2 separate regions of the Homo sapiens genome follow, and region 1 is linked to region 2. Evidence: chromatin loops called from intact Hi-C (ENCODE). Cell type or tissue: psoas muscle. All regions are shown on one strand. Each heading gives the region's core, and the rest is flanking DNA. Links, peaks and the distances in the headings are about the cores only.

Region 1 (15,700 bases), core at 4,501-12,500, 49 kb after region 2:
AAACATGGAAGTATGTGATACAGATGGAACATCCAGGCATCTAATAGTCTCCTGAAAGCGAAAAATTGAAGATGAAAAACTTAAGTGGGAATGGAGACACAAATTTAAGAGCTGTGGACATGGAGGTGGTCATTGAAGTGGTAGAAGGAAGTAGCTTCAGCCCGGGATTGAGTATATCATGTAAGAAGGAATCCAAGACTAAAGCCATAGGATGACAATGTGCAGGGAGCTGGGAAAACAGCAGGAACCATCGGGAGAGGCGTGAGGGCTGTGGGCGGCAAATGAGACCTGTGGAGGCTGCTGTGTAGTTTGAAGGGAGAGATGTGGGAAAGGCTCATCAAATGCTGAGAGAGAAGGGACGACTTCGCGGGCAGCACTGCTTTTGAACCTTCTCCAGTGCTCTGTCAGTGAGAGTAGAATTAGCGACACCTGGGTGTGGTACGACCGAGAAACTGATAAGGAAGGAAGAAGTAGAACCTGTACCCGCTTCCTACACACCTCTGTAGAGTCTACTTGGTGCAATAGCTTCGTGGCCCTTATACATTGTGAGCTTGGCAGAGTACAGGCATTCAAGTGCGGTTATCAACATTTAAAATTAAGCTACAAACTAGGTATCTGGAACAAACATCTACAAGAAATATATATATAGTCGCCCAGGTCGGAGTGCAGTGGTGCAATCTCAGCTCACTGCAACCTCTGCCTCCCGGGTTCGAGCAATTCTCCTACCTCAGCCTCCTGAGTAGCTGGGATTACAGGCATGCACCACCACGCCTGACTAATTTTTGTATTTTTAGTAAAGACGGGGTTTCGCCATGTTGGCCAGGCTGCTCTTGAACTGCTGACCTCAGGTAATCCACCCACCTCGGCCTCCCAAAGTGCTGGGATTACAGGCGTGAGCCACCGCACCTGGCTAAGAATTATATTTTTAATGTATGATGAATTCATATAAATCAAAATCATAGGAGAACTCTAAGATAGCAGTGGAAAAATGGAAAAAGGACATGATTGAAAGATTTATGAAGAACTGAAATACATCATGAAATAATGTTCGACCTTAATAGTAGCCAGAGAAGTATAAAATAAAATAAAAGGACCATTTATTATTAATGAAATAATCTATTTAAAAACACCACTTTACGTATCTGTGATGGTTTATTCCTAGTTTTCTCAAAAACTTGGATTTTTGGAGGGACCTCACAAAAAGCACTAATCCAGCTGAAAGATGAATCCAGTAGTTTTTAATGTATTTTGTTCAATCATTATTGTTTTAACTCTAAGTGTTAACTTAGGTAATCTGTGGTGTTTGCCAGTTGTCACGTGGGGTCGCAAAGGGAGAAATACTGCGAATATTATATTTTATTAAAATAACAGATTTTAATAAAGGGTCGTGTTCTTGCGTAAAAGCTGCTTCCACTGTTGGAAAAAAAAATGTGTTTCCCTCTATTCTGAAAGAAGGCTGTTTTTAACACTAAAATTATCCGAAATGCTACATAAGTAAATCCTTTGTAAACGATGACATAAAAACTAATTCCAAAACGGAAGACGAGTTGACATCTCTGTAACCCCTTCCCCATGCTTTTTTTTTTTTTTTTCTTTAAAGAGTCACTGGACACAGTGTTAATTGCTGAATTTCTTTTTGTTTTTTGAGACGGAGTTTCGCTCTTGTGGCCCAGGCTGGAGTGCAACGGCGTGACCTCAGCTCACTACATCAGCCTCCCAGGTTCAAGGGATTCCCCTGCCTCAGCCTCCCGAGTAGCTGGGATACAGGCACCCACTACCACGCCCGGCTAATTTTTTTGTATTTTAATAGAGACAGGGTTTCACCATTTTGATGAGGCTGGTCTCGAATTCCTGACCTCTCAGGTGATCCACCCGCCTCGGCCTCCTAAAGTGCTGAGATTACAGGCGTGAGCCACCCCACCCAGCCAATTGTTGAATTTCTAATTCTCTACTAAGAATTCTTTACTAAGAATTAGAAATCCTCCTTTCTCTATGAGGATGATAGTTTCCAACCTAAGAAGATTCATTTGCAGGCATGAGTGACATGATTTTTTTACATAAGAATATGTTGCCCACAAATATTTTGAGACATTTGCTGAGAAAATCCTGCATGAAAGGAAGCCAGGAACCCAGCAGAGGAAAGAAAGGGAGCACCAGTCCTGCCATCACCGGCTCCGCTGCGGCCACTTGGAGAGGAGCCCGGACAGCCTTCTCAGCCCCAGACACACTGGGGATTGGAGTATTTTTGCCATCTACGATATCAAGGCCTCTGGGCATTTGTGATTTCAGGGTATCACATCAATGTTGCTACTTGCCTGGCACCATCAAGATTTTGGTGTCAGGTGAGAGAATGGGTAAGGACGCCTCCAGGAGCCAGTATTCCCTGAAATGTCTAAGAGCTAGAAGCAGTGTTACTAATGCCGGGAAGCATCATTCCTGTCCATGGGGCTCTTGTCTCTGTAGTAACAGTGTCCAGCTGCAGGACAGTGTCTTGATACTCAACGCCCAAGGGCACAGAACAGCCACCTAGTGCAGAGGCACCCCCGTCAGTGGGTGCTGTGCAGGGTGAGGCGGGGCACGGGCAGCGGTTACATGCCACAGGTGTCCGCAGTGCCCTGGGCAGCCGGAAAGTGCGTCTAGGAGTGAGTCCCTGGAAAGCCGCAGCTCCAGGCCTCAGTTGAGTGACAGGTTCTGTCAAATGCTCATAACTCAATATCACTCTGCTCGAGACCCGAGGGCCACCAAGGAAAGTGTAATGGAGCATTTGGACTTCCAAGAAGCTTACGATCTGTTCCTGGTTCAGACAAGATTAAGTAACTTTGTGGAAGGCTAAGAACATGATGAGGTTCATAGAGTATGTTCAGTCATGTGACAGAGGGTAAATGTTCTCAAGTACTTACTTCAACAGAGAGGGAGACTATGAGGCTAGAGGGGTCCCGAAAGGCTTCCTACGGAGGGCACTGTCGCTCGGCCCTGGAGGAGCGCAGGATGTGACTGGGGAGGACGCGGCGTGGACCAGCCAAGCCACACACATGGAGACCCAAGCGTTGATCTCTGAGAAGAGTCCTGAGCATGGTGGTTTCATTTCAAATGTGGATTGTTTTCCAGTTACAATTTTACTTTGCTTTAAGCTATAAAAACTATAAACATATGCTACAAATTTATTCTAAAATATATGCCACATGAAATTGAAACTTACCCAAATGCTGGTATGAGGCTTGTAGGATTTAGTGGCTTTGTAACTGAACTCTGAAATAGCACATTTTCCCATATTCCACTTTTTCTGTTGGCTTAAAATGGGAATTCAGCACACAGCCAATAATTTGAGTGCTTATGATGGGCTTCTTCACAAGATTTATCTAAGAGAAAGGTGAGTACTTGGTTTTCAGAGAGCTACCAATACAGCAGGACACCTCCATTGTTAAAGGTGATCTAGGAGTAGTATTGAAAACATGTGCCTACAAATGTGCGGACTTTTTAGCATTCTCTAAGGTTTCCTTCTTTTGCGAACTTTTCAACATCATGTGTCTTTAAAGGTTTGGAAATTGCCTGCCTTTATGATGTGTTAACCTTTTCTACACAGCGTCCTATTGAAGACAATCTAACCTTAAAGCCCGTTATTGAAAATACCTCCACTGGTAAAACCCAGACATTCTATAGTCTCTTTCTCAAAGCACCACTGTTGAATCTTTGCTTTATATGAAATTAACTTACCTCCTTCAAAATAAGAAAATCCAATAATTATTATTGGCGATTATGGAATACTTACCGAGTTAATCTGTAATTAGCATTTTCCAGTGACTGTTGATTTGGATAAAGTTGCATTCAGTTCACCACAATCATTGGAAACTTACAAAGCTCAGACTTTATTACTGAGTTCCCTTGCTACTCATCAGGGATGCAGCTATCACTCATACTCCAGTGGCCAGTAATCAGGGCGTTGCCTGTTAAGGGAGGAACCTCTCGTCACTGTCTTAGGAGCGTCACCTCTGTTTCCTCTCTTCATCCCACAGCAGGTAGATAGATAAAAATATTGTAGCATCTAACAAGCAGACATTGAATTTTTGTTCTAAAACGGCAAATTAAATCTGTCTCTGGTGGTTCCAAATTATGTAAAATAAAAAAGAAACTTTTATCACTGATAGGTCTTGTCATTTCTATTCAGTAGCATTTTTAAAAAATTGATGAATTGGAACTTCTTTTCTTCCAAAGAAACTCATCAACCCTGTTCATTGTTATTCCTGAAAGGCTTACTTCCCAAGTGTAAAGTTGTCTGAAAAAAAATTTTTTTCCTTTTATCATCATTTAATTTTCCTAATAATGCTGCTACTGTAATAGCTTTTTATAAACCAAGAACATGATGTTTTTCAAAAACCAAGCCAACTAGTTATGCCATGTGGATCAAAGGGAGCAAAGTGTGGCAGAAAACACTTTCCTATTGTTTTAATAACTAATTCCATGATTGCATCATCTTCCCTTAAACTGCACTATTTTTTTTTTAAATCAGTTTTGCGATTTGAGTAGTACCCGGCTTTTGCTGTTTCACGCTTTATGGTCCCCTCATTCAGAGCTTGCTGCTAGAGGTCCCTTTTCCTGCCATTGTGTTCTCACTTGGGGGTATGGCCCCATTAAGGTAGGCACAGTCAGGTGTTATCTTAGGCTGTGTAAGCCATTCTACAGCATGCAGTGTTTGTTCCTAAAGAAGTGTTCACTTTGTAATTTCCCAAATGAAAATAGGAAGTGCTAGAATCACATGATAAACTTGCGTATAACAACCGTGATATTCTGTGAGTTTTTTTCTGTTTGTTTGCTCAGTTCCTAAGGCCCTAGCACATAATTAGTGGCTAGTATTGTTGCTTTTTTGAATGATTTATGAGTCAGTCGGTCTTTGGGTAGTCATGAAGAATATGACTTCTATACAGAGGAAATATTTGCCAGGCCCAAAGCTAAACAAAATTAAGTTATTTAGTTTTACAAACATAGCAATTAGAAGGAAAATGAACAGGAGTTGTGGCTTTGAATTTGGAGAAGCAGGATAGGCACTGGGACACGCCAGGAGCATCCATGGTGACCTCACCGTCTTTTCCTCAGCATGCTAGTGACAGAGAGAGGCCACACTGGCTGTGGAGCCTAAGAGGAGAAAGGAGTCCCACACCCGTCATGGCTCCTGGTGGCATTGCTGTTAGCCTGGCACCGAGCAGCTCAGCCTGTAGCTACTGGAGAGTTAGCAAAGATGAAGGGGAAAGAACTGGCAGGTCTATCTCATTTGATCTTCTTGTATAGATGTTTTTAATAATTATACATCAGTCTGTTGTAATAGTATTTGGCAGGTCATAGACAATTTCTGTCATATTACTTGATAACAGCCCTCTGAGGAGGGAAAACCATCTCTCTTCTTTTATAGAAAATCAAATTGACTTTAGAAAGGCTAGGGATTTGTCCACATTTCTATAACCAGTAGTTAACAGAACTAGCTCTCGGACTAGGGTTCTTCTCTGTGTACCTCGTTGTCCAGGTCGTTAGCCACTCCCAGCGAGCCTCGCCTAAGCCTGCGCTGCCCCTCACATACCTCAGGTGAGTGCTGCAAATGTTCCTGCCGCTGCTCACTGCAACTGAAGTTACCAGAGGAAAAAAAAAGTCATCACATCTTTTTTAAAAGTACCTGGGCCATCCAAATCATTCCTGCCAAAAACTATTCTAAAATTTAATAAGATCAGCAAGTTAAAAGTTTAATTTTTATTATGTTTACAATATATGACATATTGGTTTTATGTCCAATTTTTAATTCCATATCAAATTGTATGTAGTTTATGTTTAGAGTTCATTTAGGTTCAGCATGTAAGTTGTTATGACCTTTTATAGGTCTTAAAACATGATTTCAGTTCATTCTTAACTTTGTGTTACCTGCTCAACATCCAATAAATGGATGTTAATAACCAACTATGTGCCATAGTGCCCAAAACCTAAAAACTAAATGATGGTTAAGAAAATCCCGTATTGTTTCTGAGATTTATTTAATGCTATGTTTGGGCAGAAATGCCACCATTAATTATAAAATGGAAATTTGTTGAAGCAAAGACGATCCACTCTGCCAAAAAGTTTCCAGGGATCAAAGATGGTGAAGAGCTGGCCCTGCATTTGTGATTAACAAAGTATCACATAACTGGACTTCTCTAGTCCACTCAGGATCATTGGCTCTGATTCTGAATGTGCGTAGAGTCAAATTGTTTACCTTTTGAAGATCTGTTCATTTATTTTTAACTCTTGAGTCCAAATTTGAAAAATATATTACAGTATTTTTAGAATTTTGTAGTGTGCTAGCTCTCAGCAATATAAATTACCTTTTCTAATAATATATGCAGTGATACATTAGTGACCCCAAAGACCGAATGCATTGTCGATATTTGAGCACAGTTCTGATTAGTGCATCCTATATTCATAAAAGAATAGTCTTTTCTTTATACATTTTGTTGGTATTATTTTTACCTCTTTATTTGAATCACCCTGTTAAACAGTTTCAGCTTTAACTTTGTTCACTACTCTGGTAATTTTTACCTCCTTAAAATACCCTTTATACATTAATATGTTCCTGTGTAGGAAGAAAAATAAAACATGAAAAGGTGAATAAATATTGCTGATCATTCAATACAGAGAATTAGTTATTTTAGAGTTACAGTGTTTCCTATATCATATTAATTCAACTTCTTTTTGTTGATGTCGTTGACATGAGGAAAGTCTGGAGTCTACTAAGTGTTTATTAATAGGAACTATGAGAACAAACTTTAGACTAATCTTTGAGTTCCTGGCTAATTATTACAACCACCTAAATTAGTGTTATCCTTAGGGAAAGCAAACAAAAATAAGGAGGAAAGCCAGTCTTCCAACTAATAACCGATGTTAAAATTCGGAATTAAGAGAAAAAGAAATGTGTGGCTCTAAATCATTCCATTCTGGAGGCCTTTAGAGAGGATCGAGCAGAAGGGACCTTCTGGCGCTGTTCTGAGCTGCCACTCACTGCTGGGACAGGAGCCACACGTGGGGCCCAACTCTGCCTGTTGCTTTGGGCCATTGAACAGCCAGGGTAGTACAAAAAACTGTCATTGCTTGACAGTGAAACAGGAAGGAAGCAAATGGACCCCGTGGCCTTCCTAACCTTAGACCACACTTTTTCCAGGCAGAGCGTATGGAATTGTGACTGCCAACATCAGAGTTCTAGTCTAGCCCTGCCACCAGACTATGGACTGATATGTTTCCCTGATTGAACTTCAGTTATAATCTTTGTAAAATGAAAATAATTTCTTGTTGACTGGCTCATAGAATACTTATGAGGATGGAATATGAAAGCAGTGTGTGTACTGCAGCATCCTGTGTGAACATACAGCATTTTTGCCATCTCCATGTCACTGTGTGTCCTCAGCATTGGCACTCATTGTATGCAGACACATCCACTGCCCCTCACAGCACACAGCAGTTTCACCATAAGACAGACTTCGGCATACAAACTAATAAATACAAATGCAGTCTAGTGTTGATTTTTCTGCTGACGTTTGACAACTTACTGTGAAATAGGAATAAATGTGAGCTCTCGGTGGGAATAGTTAACATACTTTAGGATGCTAGATGCACTGCCAGAAAACTTTAACTACGTCATGTACTCTGTTACCAAAGGAAGTATTTTGACATATTATAGTGAAATGGCACTACTGTTAAATTAAGAATTGTCACCAAAATAAAATTTAAATACTCCAAAGAAGCCATTTAGCTAATACTGTTTCTCGGACCACATGAGTTTACAAATTACTAGTGTATTATATGAAAATTCAAGAAAGTCTAACCATTTCAGCCATTGAATAGTAGCCCCCATCCATGAATGTCATCCATTTTATACTTGGCATTCTCTCTCTCAGTTTCACTTTAAGCTTTTATTTAACAACTACAGTGTGGTTTCGAAAACATCTCCAATTTTTTCCCTCTCAGAGGAAACATGCAATCATATTATGTTACAATAAATGTAGATAGCTGGAAGTAAATTCAGATTGTCCTTAGTTCTTAAAAATATGGATTGAAAAACACACACAAACGCACACACACTTTTCGATGAGTATGTGAATGAAGAATATGCCGTATCCTGTATATTCCAGACAAAAATCCTGTTTATTCTTCTATTTTTTCTCTTAGTTATATTATTTCTAAGAAAAAGGGGGAGATTTTTTAAAATGTATTATGTTTATCTTTCTTATACATTCTTTAACATGTTAATGTATGTTCATATAGGATATTGTGTCTAGTATTTGTTTAAAATATTAGGACTAGTATCCTTCATGTAAAGGTATTTTTGAGCTTTTTAAAAATATTTTTTATTCTCGATGGGCAACCCCAACACCAGACATTTTGACTAAACATCATATAAGTGTTTCAGGAACAGACAAAATACATTAGCTGATACACATCGCGTGTGTTAGAAATGGCATACTCCGAAGTGCATTGAGCACTGGAAAGTTCATGCTGCTTAGAGGCGTGTCGTTGTGTCAGTACCGGGGAATTTTTTTCAAGCTTTTAATCCATACATAGATAAGTCCAAAGTTGTTAAGATCACATTGATTTTATAGCTCCTTTGATAGACGATAACATCATCAGTGTCTGTGAAATTTATTACAGCAATATGTAGAGAATGGTGCAATTATTATTATAGGTCTTACTGTATTACCAAACCCAGTAAGATTGTACGCGAGGAACGGTGAGCTCACGTGTGGTGTCCGTGTTCATCTCCTCCAACAAGAATGTGTGTTGAGAAAAGAGCCACCTTAGCAGGAAGCATCACAGGCTTCTCTATTGATCGGGCTCTGTTTAAGCAATAAGAGAATGTCTCCTTTCAGTGACAAATAAAATTCTTGAAGAGAGGAGAATATGATGTGAACTCTGAGGGGTTAGTGAAGCTGCCTGTCTTGTGTGCCTGTGGCCTAATTAAAAGTTAGAAAAATACAGCCAAGGAAATTAAATTTTAAAGCAAAACTAGAAAAAAAAAACTGGATTAGAATAATGTTCAAATACTTAGGGATACATTTTTTAAAATATATTCAAGACCTGTACAATAAAAACTACAAAACACCGCTTAGAGGAGTTAAAGAAGACCAAGATAGTAGAGATTCCACATTTATAGATGGGAGGACTCAGTGTTGTTAAATGTCAGGTATCCCCACATTGATCTATAGATTCAACACAATCCCAGCCAAATCCTAGGAGGCTTTTGGTAGAAATTGATGAGCTGCTTCTAAAATGTGTGTGGGAATGCAAAGAACCTGTAATAATCAAAACAGTTTTGGAAAAGAAAACAAACTTGGAAGACATGCATACTGGATTCCAATACCTACTCTAAAGATACAATAATGAAGACATATGGATGCAAGAAACATAGTCGGAAGGCCACAAATAGACCCACACAAGCGTGTGGTCAGTTGATTTTCAACAAGATGCCAAGGAGGAAGGAATGATCTTTTTAATTAACGGTTCTGAAATATTATATATCCATATAAAAAAATGAACCTTAACCCTTACACCATTCAAAAAATTGCCTCAAAATGGATCAAAAGCCTAAATATGAAAGTTAAACTTCTAAACCTTTTGGAACAAAACATAGGAGAAAATTTTTCTGACTTTGAGATATTCAGAGATTTCTTGGATAGGATGTAAAAAGCACAAATGGTGAAAGAAAAAGAACTGATAAATTGAACCATCAAAGTTGAAAGCTTTTGCTCTTCAAAAGATACTGTTAAGAAAATAAAGAGAAAAGATATATATATATAGATAGATATAAAATAGTTTTTATATATTTTTATATATATCTGGCCTAGTTCTTGATTCTAGAGTACTTAAAGAACAAATCACCACTCAAAAATAAGACAAAAACCCAACTAAGAAAAATAGCATTGTTCAATTCTGTAACCCTAAAACTTGAAGTATAATAATAATAAAAAAAATAAATAAACAAACAAAAAAAATAGCAGAAGACAATGTGCAAGTGGCCAGTAAGTAGATGAGATGGTGTTCAATGTCACCACCCTTCAGGACAATACAATTAAAGCCACGAGGAGATGCCACTACATACCCATCAAAATAGCTAACAATCAAAAGACAACCTATACCAAATGTTAGTGAGGATGTAGTCATCTAGAATTTTCAGACATCGCTGGGGAGAGTGTGAAATGGTACAGCCACTTTACAAAACAGTTTGATAAGTTCTTATAAAATTAAACATACACCTATCCACTATATAACCTAGCCATCCGACTCCTAGGTTTTTAACCAAAATAAATGAAAAGATGCATCCACCTGAAACCTTATCCATGAATGCTCATGGCAACTTTGTTCAAGTAATCGAAAGTTAGAAACAACTCAAATGTCTATCAAAAGATAAGTAAATAAACAAGTTATGGTCAATGGAATACTATTTAGTAAGAAAAAGGCCTGAACTAACAACATGGATGCGCCTCAGCAATGTTATCCTGAGAGAAAGAAGTGAGACCCAAGCAAATACTACTCTACGATTCAATTTATGAAGCTCTGGAAAAGACAGATCTCTAGGGACAGAAAGCAGATATTTGATTGACAGGATGTGGGAGGTTACTGACTACAGGAGGACACTGAGGAACATTTTGGTGTCCAGGATATGTACATTATCTTGATTGTGGTGGTGTAACCACAGGGCTGTATAGATTTGTCAAAACTCAGCACAATGTGCAAGCTACATGGGCACTGTTTATTGTATATCACACAGACCTCATAGAGCATTTAAGCGAGAAAGGGCACATGCCAAGAATTATCCTACTTCCTTTCGAAGATTCTATGAACTTAGCATTTTAGATATTGGAATTACATTTCTTGGCTGGGGGCGGTGGCTCACACCTGTAATCCCAGCATTTTGGGAGGCTGAGGCAGGCAGATCACCTGAGGTAAGGAGTTCGACACCAACCTGGCCAACATGGCGAGACCCCATCTCTACTAAAAACACAAAAAATTAGCCGGGCATGGTGGTGGGCACCTGTAATCCCAGCTACTCAGGAGGCCAAGGCAGGAGAATCGCTTGAACCCAGGAGGTGGAGGTTGCAGTGAGCCAAGATCCCACGACTGTACTCCAGCCTGGGCGACAGAGCGAAACTCTGTCTCAAAAAAAAAAAAAAAATTCTATTTCCTAATCATAAAAAAATGAAATTTTGATGCTTTTCTGTGATAATTATTTATATACTTTTCATTTACCATCTTATATGTTAAATCCATGAATTATGAAAATGATATTCTCTGAAAATCAAACATCTAATATTCAGCAGCTTGTACATGTCCTGTGCTGCCTAAAATTTTTAAACATCATTCTTTACCAAATTCAAAAGTATTATCTTTAGAAAAATTATTGGAGATTTCTATGACACATTATTGATGTATTTTTAAGGATAATTGCAGAAGTGGGGGAAAGGCAGTAAACATCAGTGAAACTTCAGGTACTCGGGGTAATAGAATATTAAGCATAGAAAAATTAAACGCTCTGTGCAGATGTCAATTAGTTCCTTCTGCGAATCTGATACCCATCAACAAATGGAGTACTTAGTAACTTACCCTAGCTCAACCAAGTTTACTGTGACTGGCTTTGGTTAAGTTGGACAATAGCCAAAGGAATCTAAAATGCTACAGCAAAATTGTGGTCATTAAAGTAAATTTTGTCTGAATTTTATCTTTTTTTCCCTTAAATTTCTGGATTTGATTCACTTTGACACTCTTCTGATTCTGTTCTATTTCTGCATGCTATTAAACAATTTGAAACTGTATATGACAACAGAAATCTCTTTCAAAAGTCAAAGAATTGACAGGGTTTCCTGAAAATTTCAACCAAAGTTTTTATAACTTCACAGATGATTCATACACAATGTAAAATGCTAAGTGTAGCTGAGTTCCTTTTGAACTTATTTTTGCAGAAGTGATTTTTGGGAAACTGTGAGCTTTCATAAATGCCACATTAACTCTTCTTACAGAAGCAAAACAAAACCTCACACTCAACTCTTGACTTTGGCATCCAGTCTTCAGACGACCTCTGATGTATATGGGTGGGATTTGTGCACCATACAGCTTTGCGAAATGTGAAATTGCCCTATGGATGAACTGCAATCTGTTCTTTTGTGTATTTTACTAAAGAATGTCAGCTGAACTCGTGGGGAAGGGGAAGTGCTGATATGTCCTCCCTTGTCTTCAAGACACAGATGGCCCAGATATGTTTGTGGCTGAGTGTAGGTGAAGGGGGTGCTGAGCTGCCATTCAACAAAGATGGATGAAATCGGAGAAGTTCAGAGGAAAAAACTGGCATACACCCAGGGGCATTAGCATATGAAACCATTGTCTGATGTGCTAGTTCAGCTTACTTGCACATTGAATTTTCAGTTAGGTTTTTTTCTAGTTTATTTAATTACCTGCTTATAACAATTCAAGCAAGTCATGAGAAAGTTATAACTTATGAAACTAAAAAGCTGATAGCACGCAGATAAAACCTGGAAACCAAAATCTGAGGGTAGTAGAAGGGACTCCTGTAGAAGCTTCACATAGCTGTTTGTGTGCACACACTTCGATTTGGGTTATGTTTAACAGCAGTGCCTTGCAAGATGAAACTGCTGTGGTTTTCAGTAGCTTTTACCTTCTGTATATCTTTGATTTCTAGAACTATATATTTTAAATGTTGTGGCACCAATAAAATTTTGAGAATTGTAAATCTAATAGCAATTAGGCCATTTTCTTTCTAAGATGAGTCATCTCTTTTACAATGAAGAGAAGGCAAGTCTTGTGTGGCAATTTTTCTATTTAAAATGGGCTGCTAGCATTATAGCATATACATATATATTCTTCTTTAAAATCAATACCTATTCGGTATTGGTCACTAAATTTAAACATGGTTATTCTTAACATTTCCTAAAATTTATTCTTACCTTAATGGGCTTTCCATATATATTATGAAATAGGTTGAGTTCTATGTTCAGATTTCTCTAACATTTCTGAGCCCACTGATTCTTCACTTGTGGCCATCACTACATCACTTAATCTAGTTCACCCACTTAAACTCTCAGATGTATCCCAGACTCAGCATTTGAAAACTAATGTTCAGCCAAGTCCCTTCAGGAGTATTCCTTGCTTCTAGTTAGCCTTCTCAAACAGTTTTGAGAGAAAATAATAGGTCCAAAACTTACTTTTCTACATGAACCTTGTAGGTCCAAAGCTTACTTTTTAGCATGAACCTTGTATAAATTTGAACTCTCCAGCTTCGCATGGCACCAGGAAAGCTGAAAGGATATCAGGGTTTTAGGACTTCCCCACTCCTCACAATGGAACTGCCACAGCCAGTGAGAACTGAGGTCATGCATCTTAGAGCAGTAGCATAGGGGAGGGATGAAGATGTATCCAGGCTGAAGCCAGCTGCTGTTCTGAGTGCCCACGATACATTCATGAGCAAAACGAGGAGTCTTGGCCTTCTGGAGTATTTATTCTAGCAGAAAGAGACAGACACTGAACAAAAGGCATAGTAAATAATTACATTCCTTTTTAAAAGATAAAGTACTATAAAGAAAAGACAGTGGAGAAAAATAGTGGGGGTTGGGAGTTCTGGAGATGGCCCTGGGTGGGGAGGAGACAGGCAGTTACCATAGTCGATTGGAAGGTCTGGGTAGGCCTTGTTGGGATGGAGACATAGGAGCAAGGAGTTGAAGGTAATTAGAGAACTCGTTGTGGGTCCGCCTGGCACAAGAGTGTTCTGGGTGGAAAGAAGAACCAGTGCAAAGTGAACTGAAACATCACTGGTGTGATGGGGCAGATTGAAGGTGGGGAAATCCGCATTTCCATGGTGAGCTGAGGATTCGTGGATAAGAGCTGGATGACATCAAGAAGGGCTGTGAGCGTCACGGAAGGTGGACCTTCAGACTTCTGTCGAAGAGAAAACTACAGTGAGGGGTCTCCCCTGGGACAGTTGGAGTTTGTTTATTTGCAATAAGGCAAGTGTTGTTGTTTGCAGAAAACTGTGACAAGGCCCTTTGCATAGAAGTCTCACAGTGATTTTTGGGATGGGCACAAAAGAGTGAACATTCTCACTTCAATTTTAAGAAGACAAAGATTCAAACAAAAAATAAGCAAAAGAAGATATTTAAGCAGCCAAAAAGCACATGAAATGATGCTAATCATCGCCAGTTTTTAGGAACGTGAAAATTAAAACTATAATAACATGCCACTGCACACCCACTAAGATGACTGAAATTAAAAAGACTTAAGAATGCCAAACATTAGTGAGGACATGGAGGAGCATCTGGAATTGTTGGGCATTGCTGGTAGTACTGTAAAAATGGTACAGCCAATTTGGAAAACAGTTTAGCCATTTCCTGTAAAACTAAACATATACTTACTTACCATATGACCCAACGATTCCACTCCTAGGAATTTACCCAAAAGGGATAAAAGCAAAAAGCATATATTCATGCAAAGATTTATATATGAATATTTATGATAGTTCTATATGTTTATAATAGCTATTTATAGTCAAAAGCTAAAAATAACTCTAGTGCCCATCAACAGCAGATGAATGGACAATTCATCCGTAACATGGAGTATTAGCAATAAAAATGAAGGCACTATGGATGCACTACATTATGGATGAGTCTCAAAAGTGTGCTAAGCAAAAGCGCAGACACAGAAGAGTGCACTCTGCAGTTCCACTCATTTCCCGAGCCGCAACAGGCAGTTCTCATCCATAGGGTTGTAAGCCAGAGCTGTGTTTTCCTGGGGCTGGGACAGGGGACCTCAGGAAAATTCTGAGGGTAATGAAATTATTCTATATCTTATTTGTGGTGGTGGTTACAAGGGTGAGTAGATGTGTCAAAACTCATTGAGCTATACACTTAGAAGTGTATCCAATTAACTGACTATAAATTACACTTCAGTAAGGTTGGTTTTAAAAAATGTTTGAAGCTAAACTGTTAAGAAACAAAAAAATACGCAGCGATTAAGTAATAGTTAACAGTGTTCCCTAATCTAAGGAAAGCTCGTCAGAAAACTGTATTTAGGGCTGGGCTTTAAATGGTTCAAATGGTGAACACTCCTTTGGGTATAGGATATGGAAAAATACTTTGTAATTTAAGATGCAGAAAAACAATTTGAATCAGGTAAGCTCTCATTTAGGAACATTCTTCTAAATGACTGGCGTGTATTTTAATAAGTGACTGAAGTGTGAGAGACAAAGACTGGTGCACTATTCCAGAATAAAGGAGATTCACAGACACGCCACATAATGCTGTGGTCCGGTTTGGACCCTGCGCCAGAATTTCTTCTTCTTTTATCTGTTTTGCTATAAACCACATTGTTGGAACATCTAATGAAATTAGAATAAGGTCTGTAGATTGGAGAATATTAGTGTATCATTTTTAAATCCCACAGTTTTGTGCATTGTTCTGTGGCTGTGTAAGAGAAGGTCCTTGTTCATAGGAAGCTCACAAGTATTCATGAGTAAAAGAGCATCAGTTCTTCAGCTTACTCCCAAATGGCTCATAAAAAAAAAATGTGTATATATAGAAAGAGTAGATAAATGCTGTAAAACATTTACAATGAGATAAAAGTATAAGAGAGTAGTTCTTTGTGCCATCCTTGCAACTTGTAAATTTGACATTATTTCCGCTTAAAAAGTTAC
Region 2 (15,700 bases), core at 3,509-11,508:
TAACCACTGCCCCCTCTTTCCAGTCAGCTCCTGTGCCCTGTGTGCACCCCCATCCTTTTAGAGACATCTCTTTACTTTTCAGGCACCACAGTGTTCTGTGGGTTCATCTTGTGTTTTCCTTGCCATGGTCCAGAAATGAATCACTACCTTAAGGAGACCTGGTTCCTTTGGCTGGAGAATGGTAGTTATAAGCCAAGATATATACACTGTGTGGACTCATTGCTTCTGTGTACCTCTGCTTCTAGGCCTTCGCAGCAGATAAACAAGGAAGTGTAGGTATGTATACTAAATCCTGCATTCCTGTGAATATAGATGTTTTTCTCTATCTCTCTATCTAGAACATACATTATCTAAGACCTAAATATAAGAAATAAAACTGTAAAAACCCTTCAAAAGGAACGTACAGATAAAGCTTTATGACCTTGAATTAGGCAATTGTTTCTTGGATGTTACTCCGAAAGAACAAATAACAAAAGGAAAACATAAGTTGAATTTTATCAAAATTAAAAATTTTGTGCTTCAAAGGGCACCATCAAAAAGATGAAAGAAAAACTTATAAAATGAGAGAAAATATTTTGCAAATCTATCTGGTAAGGGACTTGTATCCAGAATATACATAAAGCACTCTGTCACTCAACAAGAGCAAGGCAAATAACCTATTTTAAAAATGGACAAATGATCAAAATAACCATTTCCCCCAAAGACGATACACAAATGACCGGCAAGCCATGGAAAATATGCTCAACACCATTACTGTTAGGAAAATGCAAATAAAAACCACAGTGAAATTCCACAGCTAGGGTTTTTATTCTTTTTGGCAATTATTAATAGAGAGGCTTTAAACATTCACATATAAGATTCTGTGAATATAAGATCTCATTTCCTTGGGTATATACCTAGAAACGAGATGCCTGGATTATATGGTATATTTAACTGTCTAAAAAAAAAACTGTTGAACTATTTTTCAAACTGTCTGTGCATAGTATGTTCCCGCCAGCAATGTGTGAGTTCCCGTCACTCCACGTACTCACCAGGAACTCATCGTGTGGTTTTAATTTGTATTTAACTGATCACTAATGATGTTGAGCATCAATTCATGATTATTTGACATCTGTATATTTTCTTTGATGAAGTGTCTTTTGAAATACAATATTTTTCCCCTTTTTTCATTAGGTTGATTTTTGAGATCATTTTTATTTTATATTTTTGACCTGAGACCTCTGAAATATGATTTGCAAATATTTTCTCCTAGTCTGAGACATGTCTTTTTTTCCGCCTCTTAACAGTGTGTTTCATACAGAAAAGTCATAGTATTCATAAGGTCCAGTTTATTAGTTTTTTCCTTTATGCTCTGAGCTTTTGATACAATATCTTCTAAAAGCTAGTTGCCTAACTTGAGTTACAAAGAATAATTTATATATTTTCTTCTAGAAGCTTTATGCTTTTATTACACTTTACATTTAGTTCTGTGATCCACTTTGAGTCATATTTTGTATAACATATAAGGTGTAAGTCAAAGTTCTTTATTTTGCATATAGATGTCTCATTTTTTTCAGCAGTATTTATTGAAAACACTGTCCTTCCTTCATTAAATTGCCTTTGTTCTTTTGTTGAAAGTAAGTTAGCAGCATTTCTCTGGGTCAGTTTGTTTACTCTGCTACCCTAGCAGTTTCTGAAATTAAGCATGCATGGGTTTGAAATTTTATCCTTAAAATGCCACAGTTGGATATGTGCATTTCCCCTCAGCTTCGTGTGTCCATCTTCTCCCTCATCTGAGACGTAATTTAAACTCATCACAAATGTGTTTGGCTTGTCACTGGCTCTTCTATGTCCTGAATGACTTTTGACTTAGCCTGATATTTGTTATAACCAATCATTCAAAAAAAACTTATGTGTAAATAAAATGAGATCTGCATATTTACATCCAGAATGTAATGCCTAGTAAAATTATTATTCTTCAATTCTTTAAGTTATCAAATAAGAAAATGTGTTCACTTTTTGTGTATGATGTGATTCTGGCTACCACCTTATCTGGTGGTAAATAATACTCACCAATTTAGTATTTTGCATTCACTATATTTTTCTCATTAGCTAAGAAATATGCTTTAATAAAAAAAACCTACGACTACCACCTCATACCTATTCAGATGCCTCCTGTCAGAAAAATAGAAAATTGCGAGTGCTGACAAGGATGCAGAGAAGTTGGAACCCTTATGCGCTGCTGAAGCGAATGTACAATAGTGCAGCTGCTGTGGAAGCGGAATGGCAGCTCCTCCAAGAATGAAACGTAGAATTACCGTATTATCCAGCAGTTCCACTTTGGGATAGATATCCCAAATCATTGAAGGCAAGGTCTCAAACAGGTGTTTGTACACCCATGTTCATAGCAGCACTATTAATAGTGAAAAAGTGGAAGAAACCCAAATGTCCATCAACAGAAGAATGGATCAACAAAGTTTGTTATATATTATACAGTGGAGCATTACTCAGCCTTAAAAAGGAAGGAAAATCTGGCACATGCTATTACATGGATGAACCTTGAGAATATGTTAAGTTAAACAAGCCAGTCACACAAGATGGCTTACATTGATAAGTATAATTGCATTATAATTCCACTTACAGATGATGTGCCTAGAGTAGTCGAAGTCAAAGAGATAGAAGGTAGAATGTTGGGTGCCGGGAGCTGCAGGGAGGGAAAATGGGGAGTTGTGTGACCAGGCAAAGTTAAGGTGTTGTAAGATGAAAGAGTTGTAGAGACTGGTTGTGCAGCAGTGTGATGGTACTTAATTAACACTGCTGAAATGTCCACATAAAACTGATTAGGATGGTAACTTTTATGTATGGTTTACCACAATTTTTAAAAATTACAAATACAAAAATAATTTGGTACCCCTATTTTTTCTGTCTTCCACACTTACCCATTTTAGAAGATATTAAATACATCTCTTGGTTGGTGAAGTGCCGTTCAGGGCAGAGATTTGATTGGGATGGGAAAAGTGGAAGTGGGGAAGAGTGAATACAAAAATTATACTAAATGGCTTGACCTTCTGAAATTTAATGGACTAAACATATGTTATATGATATGTTCTAGTCAGTGTTTGAAATATATCCATTTAATGAGGCAAAATGTGAAGTAAAATATTTGAACTTACAGACATGTTTACACTTCCTTGTTTTCTTTTTTTAATTTTTCCTAAGATTAAAAACACTTTGATGCATTATTTTAATAGGTAAAAATTTATCCTCGTAATCACTTAAATCCCCTAATAGCTTTTACTGCAGCAGAATATACTGTAGGCCCCAACTAGATAAAATAGCATTTTTGATGGCTGGTCTAGATGCTTCTAAAAAGCTGCACAGACTTGTTCACTCTTGTCATTGCTCTTAGTGTCGTTTGTTGAGTAGCATGTCAGTGTGATTGACAGGAAGTCATTCTTTCGTCTTGTGAAAAATTATAATTTTAGTGCATGCCTAAAATAAAAGCCTAGCATAAATGGTTTCGTGTTTGTGAAGGAAAAGGCAAGATTCTTTCAAGGGTAGTATAGATGAATTTAATCACTATTGTATGGAATATAAATTTTATTTTTTTTCTCATTGAGAGAGTACTTTTATTGGGGAACTATGTTTTAGGATTTTCTCCACATTCCTTGTCTGGTTTCATTAAGTTAATATGAATTATAATACCAGTTTCCTTCCAGATGTTGGCCAGGAATAGATTTGAACTTTGCTGTCTTAAATGGAAACAACATCGCAAGCTAAATAAATCCTTTTGCATCTTGGAGTAAGGTTTTTGTCAATTAATCACTTTTAGCTGGGCATGGTGGCTCACGCCTATAATCCTAGCACTTAGGGAGGCCAAGGCGGGTGGATCACCTGATGTCAGGAGTTCAAGATCATGGCCAACATGGCAAAACCCCGTCTCTACTAAAAATACAAAAATTAGCCGGACATGGTGGCGCGTGCCTGTAATACCAGCTATTCGGGAGGGTGAGGCAGAAGAATCACTTGAACCCGGGAGGTGGAGGTTGCAGTGAGCCGAGATCATGCCACTGCACTCCAGCCTGGGCGACAGAGCGAGACTCGGTCTCAAAAACAAACAAAAATTAATTGCTTTTTGTGATAAATGTCTTGGAATGATTAAATAAGCCAATATTTGCAAAGTACTTAAAATAGTGCCTGCCACTTATTAAGTACTCTATGAGTATTTAGTTAGTAAAATATATAACTGAAATTACTCTATGTCATTTATATTCATTTTAATTATGCCAGTAGATGCTGCTCTTGAGTGACAAGAGTATCCCAAGTTACATTTTATATTAACATATGTGACCTCGATTCTTGGCACAACTTGCATATTCATGTTTATGTACCCAATTCTCTTGATTAGAAATGACTATTTGTAATAAATAGACTGTTTTAAAGAATCCATTAGTACAAAATGACAGACATGAAAATGCTCAGATAGTTCTCTTGCAATTTTAATATACTATTTGGTAGTATTAGAAGTTGACTTCATCTAAAGCTTTATTATTTTAAAACACACCAAACTCATAACTCTTCTCATTTATCAGGTATCTCAGTCCCATAGTTTGACATTCTTTATGTTGGTAACTAAGTATTTATTGAGTCTATTGACATTTTCTTAGAGCATCTGGTCAACACTGAAATGTGGTACTTCTTGGTGTTTTACAAATAAACCACCGACAGGATTAGGCTTTTTTAGATTAACCTTGTTGTTCAGACAAAGCAAGCTTCTTGCTGAAATCGGGGACCAGATAGAATCCCCCTCATGCACATTTAATTGTAATCAATTCTTTCAGCTTGGAAGTGCTCTTGCCATTTAAAGGAGTGTTGGAAATAGTGTGTGCTACGGGGTGGCAATGTGGCCGCAGCTCATGTAACTTGTAAACACGGATGATTAATCTGAATTGCATGAAGGCAAGGGGGAGGGTACTTGGTTTTGTAAAACTTGAATAATCAGAGAGGTGAGAAGAGGAGATCGATGGAAGCACCGAGCAGGCAGAAGAGACTGTAGGCAATAATGTGTACCAGGGAGGAGCTCAGAAGTTGAATTGTGCGGCACATACAGTAAAAGCTGAAAAAGGAAGATAATCCAACAGCTGGCTCTTTAGAAGAGGCTGAATAATACTTTAGGTTTCTGTTTGTTGTCTTTTAATGGTTTCCTAATGTATTATCTCCATCCATATTTCTGGCCTTTTCTCCCTGTATGTAATTTTTTAAAAAAGTTTTTTCTTTTTGTGATGTGTGCTTTTAGATCATGATCCAGAACTCAATCAAAGAAGTAATTTTGGTTTTAGATATAATTCTGTGATGGCACTTAATATATTTTCTTTTACTTTTCACTCCAATTTCTCTATCTGCTTCTAAGGAAGTATGTTACGAAGACATTTTAAAGATATTTGATGCTCAGTTTGAACATATTAAATTTTTAAATATCTTTTTTACATTGAAAAGGACAATTGAAATCCAGAGCTATCTATTTTTATTATTTATGGCAGGATCAGTTTGGGTGTGTTTATCTTCTAGGCATTAAGATGTCAAGATATTCGCCTGTTACATTAATATGCATAGTCATTTTCACTCAAAGTGTAGGATACAGTATTTTATCCTCATAGTGCAGACAAAATGGAATGTTTGGCCTAAAGGGTTTGATATAGACCCCAAATCTGACATGTTAGTTTATGCAGACGTTTTATCTGAGTGTTTGTTTAGTGAGACTCTGCCCCTGCGCATTTAGGCTTACTCTCCACATCCCTCTCAGTGAGTCCCAGGCTTCCACATGATGAAGTCGCAGACTTACCACCACCCAGCTGTGCCCACCTCCTGAGAAAACAGAAGACTCCGTAAGGGGAACTCAGGTGTATGGCTAGTTCCTTCTCTTGCTAAGCCAGCCGCAGGTAGGATCTTTGACTCTGTATGAACCTCTGTTTAAAACCTATACCGAAAGAATTCTAGACAGTTGGGATACAGTTAATTCCAGTTGTGTAGGATTTGCACTGATAAATCAGAACAGGAAGATACCATCCCATTTCAGAAATATGGTCATATGAACTTTCTTTAATATTTCCAAATAATTAATGAAAAGCATTTTTATCTGCCGATGATTTCTGAATCATCATTGAAAAGCTGAATTAATAATTCTCAAACTTTTTGGTGAGAGAGGTTTTAGAAACTTCTTTGACTTTGTGAAATTTATAGTGTTGTAAAACACAGTTGAAAAGTTCTGATGAGACTAGAAATTAATTCATTTGAGAAGTTATAACTAATCTTGTGTTTATACATGCTGGATTATCACCAAACAAATTTTGGACATTTTGCTCCCATGATATAAGGTTGATAAAGAAAAGTGAAAGGTGCTTTAGGAAAGCACCCCTGAGCAAATGACCTGTATAGAGCATCTGGAAATTTCTTCCACAGCCATATGGCTTCTGTTCTCTAGAGCCTGGGCAAGCTCTAGAAAGTAGCATTGAGTCAATTCCATTTTATTCTAGATAATTGACCATATCATACATGGTAACAACTATTTTATACAAGCAATCACTATTTGCCAGATATGAGGCTGTTTTTAAGAGTATCATTTAATTTTCAGAACAATCTCATGCTACTATTAGTTTTAATTTAATGGTATGGTAGAAAAAATGAGGTAAAATAACTGACTGAAACTTTAAAGACTAGCACTAGAGTTTGAAGCCAGCCTGTGGTTTCTGTATAACCACTATTATGCTACTGTTTTATGCTAGATAATTGACAGTGTTATATGTGCTGCTTGGATTAAATGTCACCATCCCAAAAGTTTTATCAGTCAGGGTTCGACCACAGAAGCAGAACCACTTTGAGTGATACAGAATAAGGGATTTATTGTAGGGATGAGACCTTTCATAATTGTGAGAGTTAAAACCTTAAAAGTGGTTCTAATGGAATGAATTCAGTTTTATGTATGAAAACTCACTTTAAACCAAGAAGTTTTAAATATGTCTACCATATTTTATACATATCACATGTTGGATTTGCTTAGCAAAATACAATTTTTTGATCACCAGGCAGGGGATCAATTAGATCAAAGACCAAATTCTGAACATTAAGTTTTAAAAAATTTAATTATGTAACCATATTTGAATCAATCATTAAAATTTCACAGATATTTTTCTGCTCCTAAATATATACCATGGGAAAAGGTGGTGAGATTATACTTGGTAGACCTGGAAATGCTCTGTCTTCCACAATACCCATGGCTCACATGTGATATTATTATTATCTGCATAATGCTCATATTCAGGACTTCTGCAGTTGTGTTTCATGAATAGATTGTCATTTTAATTCATGACCTCTTTTTTACCAATCCCAGCGCATTATGCTTATGAGCGGGCCCCATAAAATTCAGAATTCTTACATTGCTCCTTTGGCTTCTTTTAGAACATTTGACCTTATTTATGACCTTCTTTTGTCCATATAGTCATCATAATTGTCTTGATATGTCTTTCCACATATTAGGGTGATCTTATCCCCAGCATCATGCTCTGAGCACGAATTGGTTACCTCTGTATTTAGGGCCGTTATAGTAACCAAATTTTCGTCATATACTGGTGAAAAATCTACAATGTAGACTTTCTGTATCTGCTGCCTTTGGGTGAATTTCCAGGTAGTATTTATTAGAGTGATCTTTCCACCTATTTCTTGACTCTGACTGTGATATTAACCTTTTGTAATTAAGACGCTCTGTCTCTTTGACACATAGTGTACCCTTTTAGATCGTCTTAATTTTTTTTTTACCTCCAACCATTTTTTAAAATTTTATCCATTTACTCGTGTACCACTTCGTTGGTACCTTTCAAATGTTAAATGCTGTCCCATTTATCCTTAGTAACCATGCTGAATTTTTCTGTCCTTTTTAATATTTAGGTTTTATTGGATGAATGTAGATTGCACCTTCTCTAAGTGTGTCTTAAATAATTGCCACTTAAGGGAATTAAGAACTACAAGGGAAGGAAAATGCTGACCCATAGACTAAAGCAGAGGGAGAAAACGTTCCCACTGGGTCCAATTTTCTAAGAAGGACCATCAGGATAGTGGCTAGGGCCTGAAATTATGGTCTGAATGACCTCTAGAAAATGATCTGTTCACAAAGGAACTTGCCTGTGTTTGCAGGAAGCAAATAGGGATAGGTAGCAGTCACCCCACTGAAGACAGACAGCTCACTCTCTTGTCCTTGGTTAGGTTATAAAAGCTCAAGAAGAGAAAACAGTCATTAAGAGCATAGAGATAGAGTTGACATTGCAGGGTAAGACATAATCTAAGGTGTGAGGCGACCTTTTTGATTCAGAAAGAGAGGGTAATAAAGTATCTTAAATTCTAAAGGCGGATTTTTTGATCACATATATTTATAATTTTAGGGCATGATTTCTATTGCTTGTAATATGTATTCCTTTATCTAAACATGCATACCTACAATATCCTCTAGACATTTACATTCCACTTTACTCTTACTTTGTTTTGTATTCGGAAATCTCAAGAATAGAAATATTGAAATATTACACCTGAAATACAAGAAAATTGATCATTATTTTAGTGAAGTCTTTATATATTGACAGATAATCACTGTGTTTTCTGTTTAGAAACAAAACATGAGATAACAAATTTTTATATATGAATATATTCAGCAATGCAATAATTTGAGATCAGAAGTGAAATGTAAAAATTTATAACATGTAAGACAGATAACAGGATTAATATGTATTCCTTATGTATAGAAACCTCCTTTGATTTTTTAAAAGACGGATCTGAATAGGCAATTTAAAATGCAGATTACCAAAAGTATATGCAAAAATGCTTAACCTCATTAGTTGTCACTACATCAAAACAGTGAGATGCCCCTTTTTATCAATCGACAGAAATCTAAAAGGTTGACGGTACCCATTGATGAAGCCTATGGAGGAAAATTGGAACTCTCAACATATTAAGTGCAAGCTTTTCTATATCATCTACAGTGTGTTGCTTTTTGTAATCAAAAGAGAGAATAACAAATGCTGTTAAAACTATTCTCAAGACCTCACTGATAGAAATTAAAGACCTGCTCTTTTCCAGTTAAGATATTGAGATTGTTAGCATGGTGTGGCAGAAAAAACACTTGTCTTATGATGAGATAAACCCAATTTTGAACCAATTCTGACACTTTCTTGCTGTGTGATCTTGGGAAGCTTACACACCATGTCTCAGTTTTAGCTTTTTTAGGTAGAAAATGGATACAAAAACCTTTCTTGGTCATGGATTTCATGAGAATTAGCTTATTAAGTTACATATGAAGTCTCTGCCACAGTACCTTTCAAATATTACCTGCCCATTAAGTAATCAACTTTTATGAAAGATTCCGAGGATTAGAAGAAACAAGTAGGTTGACTTGCTCCATGTAGGGATCAACTTATGGACAGAACATATGTGATTGCAGTCATTGTGGAGCTTGTTGTAGCCAGAGAGGCAGACATTGTATGGGAGCCACCAGTAGAGCATGAGATGACACCTACTTGAGGCCAAAGTCACTTAGGATCAAACATAACAGAATAGGAGCTTTGCGGGGGCACTGAGGGCATGGAAACGCCTGCCCCTGCCCAGGGAAGGGGCGTGCAGCTGAGACCTGAAGGACTTGTCTGGGCACTGGGGTGGGGCTGGCCCAGGAGGACTTTGCTGGCCATTAGTATTATCTGGGGAGGAAGCTGGGCCCAGGAACCAGGGTTCTGTGCAGCTAGAGGGAGGGAGACACCAGAGGAAGCTGATGCGCTCAGGGCTAATAGGGGCCAGACTTGAAAGGTATGTTGAGGATTTTGAACCAAGAAGAAGGGGAAACCAGTGAAGGTTGTAGCAGAGAAGCGACATGGTAAGATTTGTGTCACTCTCTAGCTTTGTGCCTTGATAAAATGTTTAACTTTCCTATGCCTCTGTTTCCTTAAAAACACTGAAGTCATAAATCCTACTTTGCGGGGCTGTTGTAGAGAAAATGAAGGAAGCCTCTCTGCTCCTGTCTGCGGCGCACAGCTTGGTGAAGCGTCGCTCCCTCACTTACCTGGATCCTTTATTCACCTCAGCCCCCTGAGCCAACCCCAGGTCACGCTACGGAACCCTGTAGGTGGGCAGGGTGTGGAGGGGGAGCTCATAGTTCTTGGGTGTACTGCTCAGTTTTCTTTGGTTGTTTGTTCTATAATTGGGGTGGTAGAACAATGCACATAAAATGAACTTTCTTTCTAGACGCTTACACAGACATCCCCTTTGTTAGCTCGGGGTGACCTAACAAAGATGTGGAAGGGTGGGGTGAGTGCCCTAAGTGAATCCCAGTGGCGGAACCGGGCCCGTCCTTGCCTTGCCCTGCTGCCATCCCTCTTATTCTCTTGTGACTGCTTGACTCAAGACTTTCCTGTTGGAGCAGCTTCTTCCCATTGCCACAAAACTGACATCCAGTGGTTTCTGTAATGTACTTAGCAATAACAAAGGACTTTCACTGATCTCTCATGGCCTGCTGATCCAGATGCTGGATTTCTTGCCCTGTTATTTGAGGGTGTCTGAAGTCGGTGTAGCATGTGCATGTCACCACCCTTTTCTTGTGCTCTCTGGCCTCTTGCTCACTCTCCCTTGGCTGTTTGGGCCATGCTGCAGGAGGGGCATACTGGGTGGGCACATTTGCTCCACAGGAACCTGCTTTCATGTAGCTCCAGCTTGTAGTAGGTTTTCTCACCGATGGTTCATTAATTGAGGGATCATGATATTCCAGGCATAGAGCAAAAAGCAAAAACACATACACAACACATAATGTACTATAATGGGTTGCTAAGCAAATATTTGAATATAGCATTTCAAGTATAAATAGGGTTGTAATAAATCAGAGTTGCTGAGAATGGTATTACATGGGTTAAGCATGTATGTTATTCCTTTCTCAAGTAGCAAATGGAGTTGCTGGGTCCCCCTTCGTTTCTTTCCTGTGCCTATTGGTGCCAATATAGAGCTACAGAAAAATGCTTTCGTAGGCTAGGATACTTAGCTTTGAGGCTGAAGTCTCCAAAATAAAGGAAAAACTTTCGCAACAACGGTGATGATGTTATTCGTTGAGGATTGTTTTATTCCTTCATATAAGAGTTGACAAAGGTATTCCAGGGCTCGAGTTATTTCCCACCTCATATGCAGATTCTCCATATTCTCAGAGACTTCTGCAGGATGGCAGGATTGTGTTAGAATAAAATCGGTTAGACTAAAAATAGATGATCTTCATTTCCAGATTTGGATGCTCCATGTGTTGGGTTGAAGATCGCTGTGGTGTGGATCTGATGGCTGGATTAACTGCCATGCCCTCATTAAATTAGATCATGTGTGAAAGTTCTTTGCAAACCATTTAGTGCCATGCATTTCTAAGGTATTATTAATATAAACTAGAGGAAAGGAGCTTGTGATTCTTATGTCCACCAGAAACTTTTTTGCACGAATCTCCCCTGCAGCAGGGAAAGTGGCTTTTGAAGCTGTGAAGTGCGCTGCAGTCTCACAGGTGCTCGTTATCAGAGAAAAGTGAAGATCATCAGCCTTGGCTATAGGAGGTCTTCTTTATCTTGGATGATCTGGCAAGATTTTATATTTCTTCTGTTTGTTTTCTATCTGAGCTAAAGATTGATGCCAAACATGGAGGAAAGGCTGGGAAAGTACCTACCCCAGCATAGCTTGGGATCAGAGAGCTAAACAGGAAACCCAGTCTTGATGCGAATCAAGCATGACTGGAGAACAGAAACCCAAGACTTTCCCTACTTTGACCGGTTTGTAAGAAATCTTTTTAATCTTTCTGACCTGAAGTTTAACATTTTAAAGATGTTAGTCATTTCAGAAACGTGCTTTTTATAAGGCAGTTGGTGCCTGGGCCTCCAGTATGTTTTTATAGGGACCTGCTGGTCCACGGGGCGGCTGGAGCCCTGAGTCTGTCTGCCTTGGTGCCCATCTGGGGCGCTTCCTCTCCATGCTTGTCTGGCAGTCATGCTTTCACCCACAAAGCCTCAGTGGGGACCAGATACTCAGTAACGTACTTGGCTGATATGCATGTGTTTCTCATCTCCAGCATCTTATGAGAATCCACTTCTTTTCGAGGAATGAAAAAGTGTTAGATCATATTGCAATATCCGTATTATTTTGTTTTATTTATTTATTTTTTATTTTATCTTTTTTTTTTTGTTTGAGATGGGAGTCTCACTCTGTCGCCCAGGCTGCAGTGCAGTGGGACAATATTGGCTCACTGCAACCTCTGCCTCCTGGGTTCAAGCATTCTCCTGCTTCAGCCTTCCAGGTAACTGGGGCTACAGGCACATGCCACCATGCCTAGCTGATTTTTTTGTACTTTTAGTAGAGACGGGGTCTCACCACATTAGCCAGGATGGTCTCGATCTCCTGACCTTGCTATCCACCTGCCTTGGCCTCCCAAAGTGCTGAGATTACAGGTGTGAGCCACCATGCCCAGCCAAAAAATCCATTTTTTAAATTTACAGCCCAGAGAGATATAACTAATACATTTTTATTTTCCTGAGAATTCTGATTCTTCTTAGGCTGATATTACGTTAATAGTGATTTTAGCACATTGCAGTTCTCTTTCTTACAGCTGTTACTTTATGTGTGAAGCATTTATTTTCCATCTGAAGGATGAGTTATTTGTCTGAATTGCTGCCCTATTGAAATTTCACAGTATTTTTGAAGGGAACTGGACCATGAAAACACAGTTTGTTTGTCACCCATAAGGCGTAGAAATGCATATACTGAAAAGAGAATGCAAATAGCGATAGACTTTGCTATTTAAATTACCAGACTTAAGATATTAAGAGTTTAGTTTTGAATTTACATTATTAGTTGATCAATACGTTAGACTGTTTGGTGAAATTTTGTCACAGCTGCAAAGCTAAAAACTAATGTTGGAAGAACGAAGTCATGGACTATTTCCCGTGAAGTAACTAGAATGAAGCCCTTAGTGTGTCGGTTGTCGTAGTTCCAAACCTACAGTCTGTTCTCTTGCTGTGTACAGTATGTACCTCATGGACCGCGAGCCCAATAATTGGGACCCTGAGGATAGCGTGGGATTAGTGTTGAAGAGTCACTATTACAGTGACTATATGGAAAGTTTCCCAGCATAAAGTGACACTCTCGTTCTACTGAACAGTTTTCCCCTTCGAATTTCTACAAATTATGCTAGATATTACCTGTATCTCATCCAAAAGAATGTGGATTGCTACCAGAAATAAACTAGGGTGTTAGGAAGTAATATTTCCCCCCTTCTTAGTTAGCATGTCACCTGAAGTTCAAAAGTGGATTATATATAATCCATCTAATTATACGAGGCGCCTGTAGAAATGTGTTTAGTGTTTAGTTCTTTTGATTAAAGTGCTGCTTGATATTTACATCCCACCAAAGGCACCTACTCAAAATGTAAGTAAGCTTACTAGCTTTTATGTTCTTACAGGAAATAAAATCTGTTACTAATTTTTTTAATTTAAAAAGTCTGTTAATTTACACCGATTTATAATTTGTCTTGGATTCCTTAGCTGAGAAGTATAGTTCATCACTGACTGTTCTATTACCTGACAGCAATTGATAAAGTATCCATGCACAAAGTGTCAGAAAAGGTTAATATTTATTGATTTTTATGGTGCTACAACCAGTGTAGTTTTGCCATCAAAGATGTATGGCCACCAGCAATGGAATCTGTAGAATTGCAGGATGCACACTAGATTTTATTCTAACCTATGCCAGTATTCTAGATTTTTTTAAATGACAGATGTTTAACTAAATACAAAAAGCCCTAAATGTGCAGTGACTCTGAACCTGTGACTTGAATTCAGTATTTTAATATGAAACATAAGAACAGCACTTAAAATCTAAAAATTCATCCTTGCTTTGCAGACAGCAATCACATTTAGCTTTTTCTTCCACTTAACTCTATGCTGTTGATCCGAATAGATGCCCAAGCAAGTGATAGCTGAGATTATGAACAATAAAGAGCTTGCATCTTTATAAACAAACTATATAATTAGCAGAGAAGGGGGGAAGCCTCTGTTTACTTTTAAAGGAGTTCCAAAGAAGCAGTTTGAGTGCCACGTCACTATTCAAGTATCTGCAAACAAAAAACCTCAGGGCCCAGAATCATGCATTCATTCTCTGGTTGCAGACTGGGGATAGAAGTGAGGAGTGTGCATTTTTTTGTTGTTGTTGATTTCCACCTGTATTTCCCTGACAGAAATGTACTCCTTGGTTTACCCATAACAGCCAGCGACGACTCGTATGCATTTGCTTGCCTGAATATACCCACAGTTTGTATTAGTTGCCTATTTCCAGTAGTTAACAGGTGAGATAAGACAGTTTATGAATTACTTTTTTAACCCGGGTAGAAGTGTATCAAAACCTGTTGCCTTATCTTTAAGACCCTGGACTTGTAAGTGTGAATCAAAACTAAAACTCTCCACCTGCATTTGAGATTTTTAAAAGCGGGAGTTGGACTTTATTTCTGCAAAAGATCTAATGAAAAGTCTTATGCTAAAAAAAAATCTATTTGGACCAGCAGACTGGATTGCCGTGTGTCCTATAAATATATTTTAGGTTGCTTTTTGTCGGTATCACATTTTTCTGTTGATGTTTCTTCCAGCAATCTGTGCTGGTTTTTGTTTTTCCCTCCCTTGCAGACAGCTCGCCCATTTTATTGTGCTTATTTAGAGAAAAGACAGAGTTTGGCTTCTCAAAAAGGAGCATACATTGCCTGGAAAATTACTCTCAGAGCTGATTTTGTTTTAATATGTCGCAGTTAGAATTCTAAAATAGAAAAAATAAAAATTCCTGAACCATGTTTTAAAAGCCCTTGACAGTATGAAATATTTTCTGTAAAGATTTCATTTTCTCCTGATTTTATTTTACTTACAATATTTTTAAAGTTTTCTTCAGAAATATCAGTGTCGAATGAACCTAATTCTTTATACACATCTGCTTTCTTTATCTTTAACAGGTTTGTCCTTATTTTTTTCTTTTCTTTCCTCTTACCCAGGCAAGGTGTCATACAATAACATAGTAATTAGAAGTCTTTCTTAAGGAACGTTTCAAATGCCCTCTAGCACTATTGTTTTTCATTTCAGTACAACCTGGTTTTTGCAGTGTCATAACCTCAAAGCTGTCTCCCCGACATCTTCACTGATCACCCTTAAAACTGTGGGTGAAAACTAAGTGACAGGCCTCCGTAACGCTGCATTTCAATACTGCTGCCACAGCCATTCATTGCTGCCCATAGCACCGTCACCCCCAAAGTAGTCATTACCTCAGTTATGACTGATGTCTCAAGGTGGTTTGATGAGATTATGAATTAATTTATCATATGTGTAAGCTGTACTATCTAGAGGTACATAACAGAAAAGCAATGAATTACATATGCAAGAAAAACCTTTTATATAACAAACCAAAGTGGAAAAAGAACCATTTTAAACCATTTACTCCAATTTAGAGAATCATTTTCAGGTTTGTGACTAACAGTATGATTGAATATGGAATTTTCAAATTCCACAAAGCGAGATTTCCTGTGAGAATCAGGGAGGTTGTGTGATTCTAATAACCATGGCATTTGTTCTCTGCCCCATCCCCAGGAAAAGCTAACCACATTTTTCGCAGCACTCTCTTTGTGCTTTGAGATACTCTG

What was found. A loop is a pair of places that touch in the nucleus more often than their neighbours do. Peaks named below come from ENCODE experiments on the same cell type or tissue, not always from the same donor. Only the 100,000 strongest peaks of a DNase experiment are listed, where the experiment ranks them.
Region 1: it touches region 2 in a loop (4-fold over the local background); 2 of 110 quality-filtered maps call a loop at or near these places.

What each region holds. Positions count from the first base shown.
Region 1 is chr18:74,978,680-74,994,379 of GRCh38, forward strand. All of the region lies in intron 8 of ZNF407 (zinc finger protein 407), which reads left to right. Among named protein-coding and RNA genes, the nearest start is that of PTGR3, 220 kb to the right of the region's middle. In psoas muscle, for the core only: no CTCF peak of the experiment used is centred there; no DNase peak of the experiment used is centred there.
Region 2 is chr18:74,930,718-74,946,417 of GRCh38, forward strand. All of the region lies in intron 8 of ZNF407 (zinc finger protein 407), which reads left to right. LOC124904323 (a long non-coding RNA gene) reads right to left here and starts at 5,895. Exons shown (of 3, transcript XR_007066414.1): 1 at 5,822-5,895. In psoas muscle, for the core only: no CTCF peak of the experiment used is centred there; no DNase peak of the experiment used is centred there.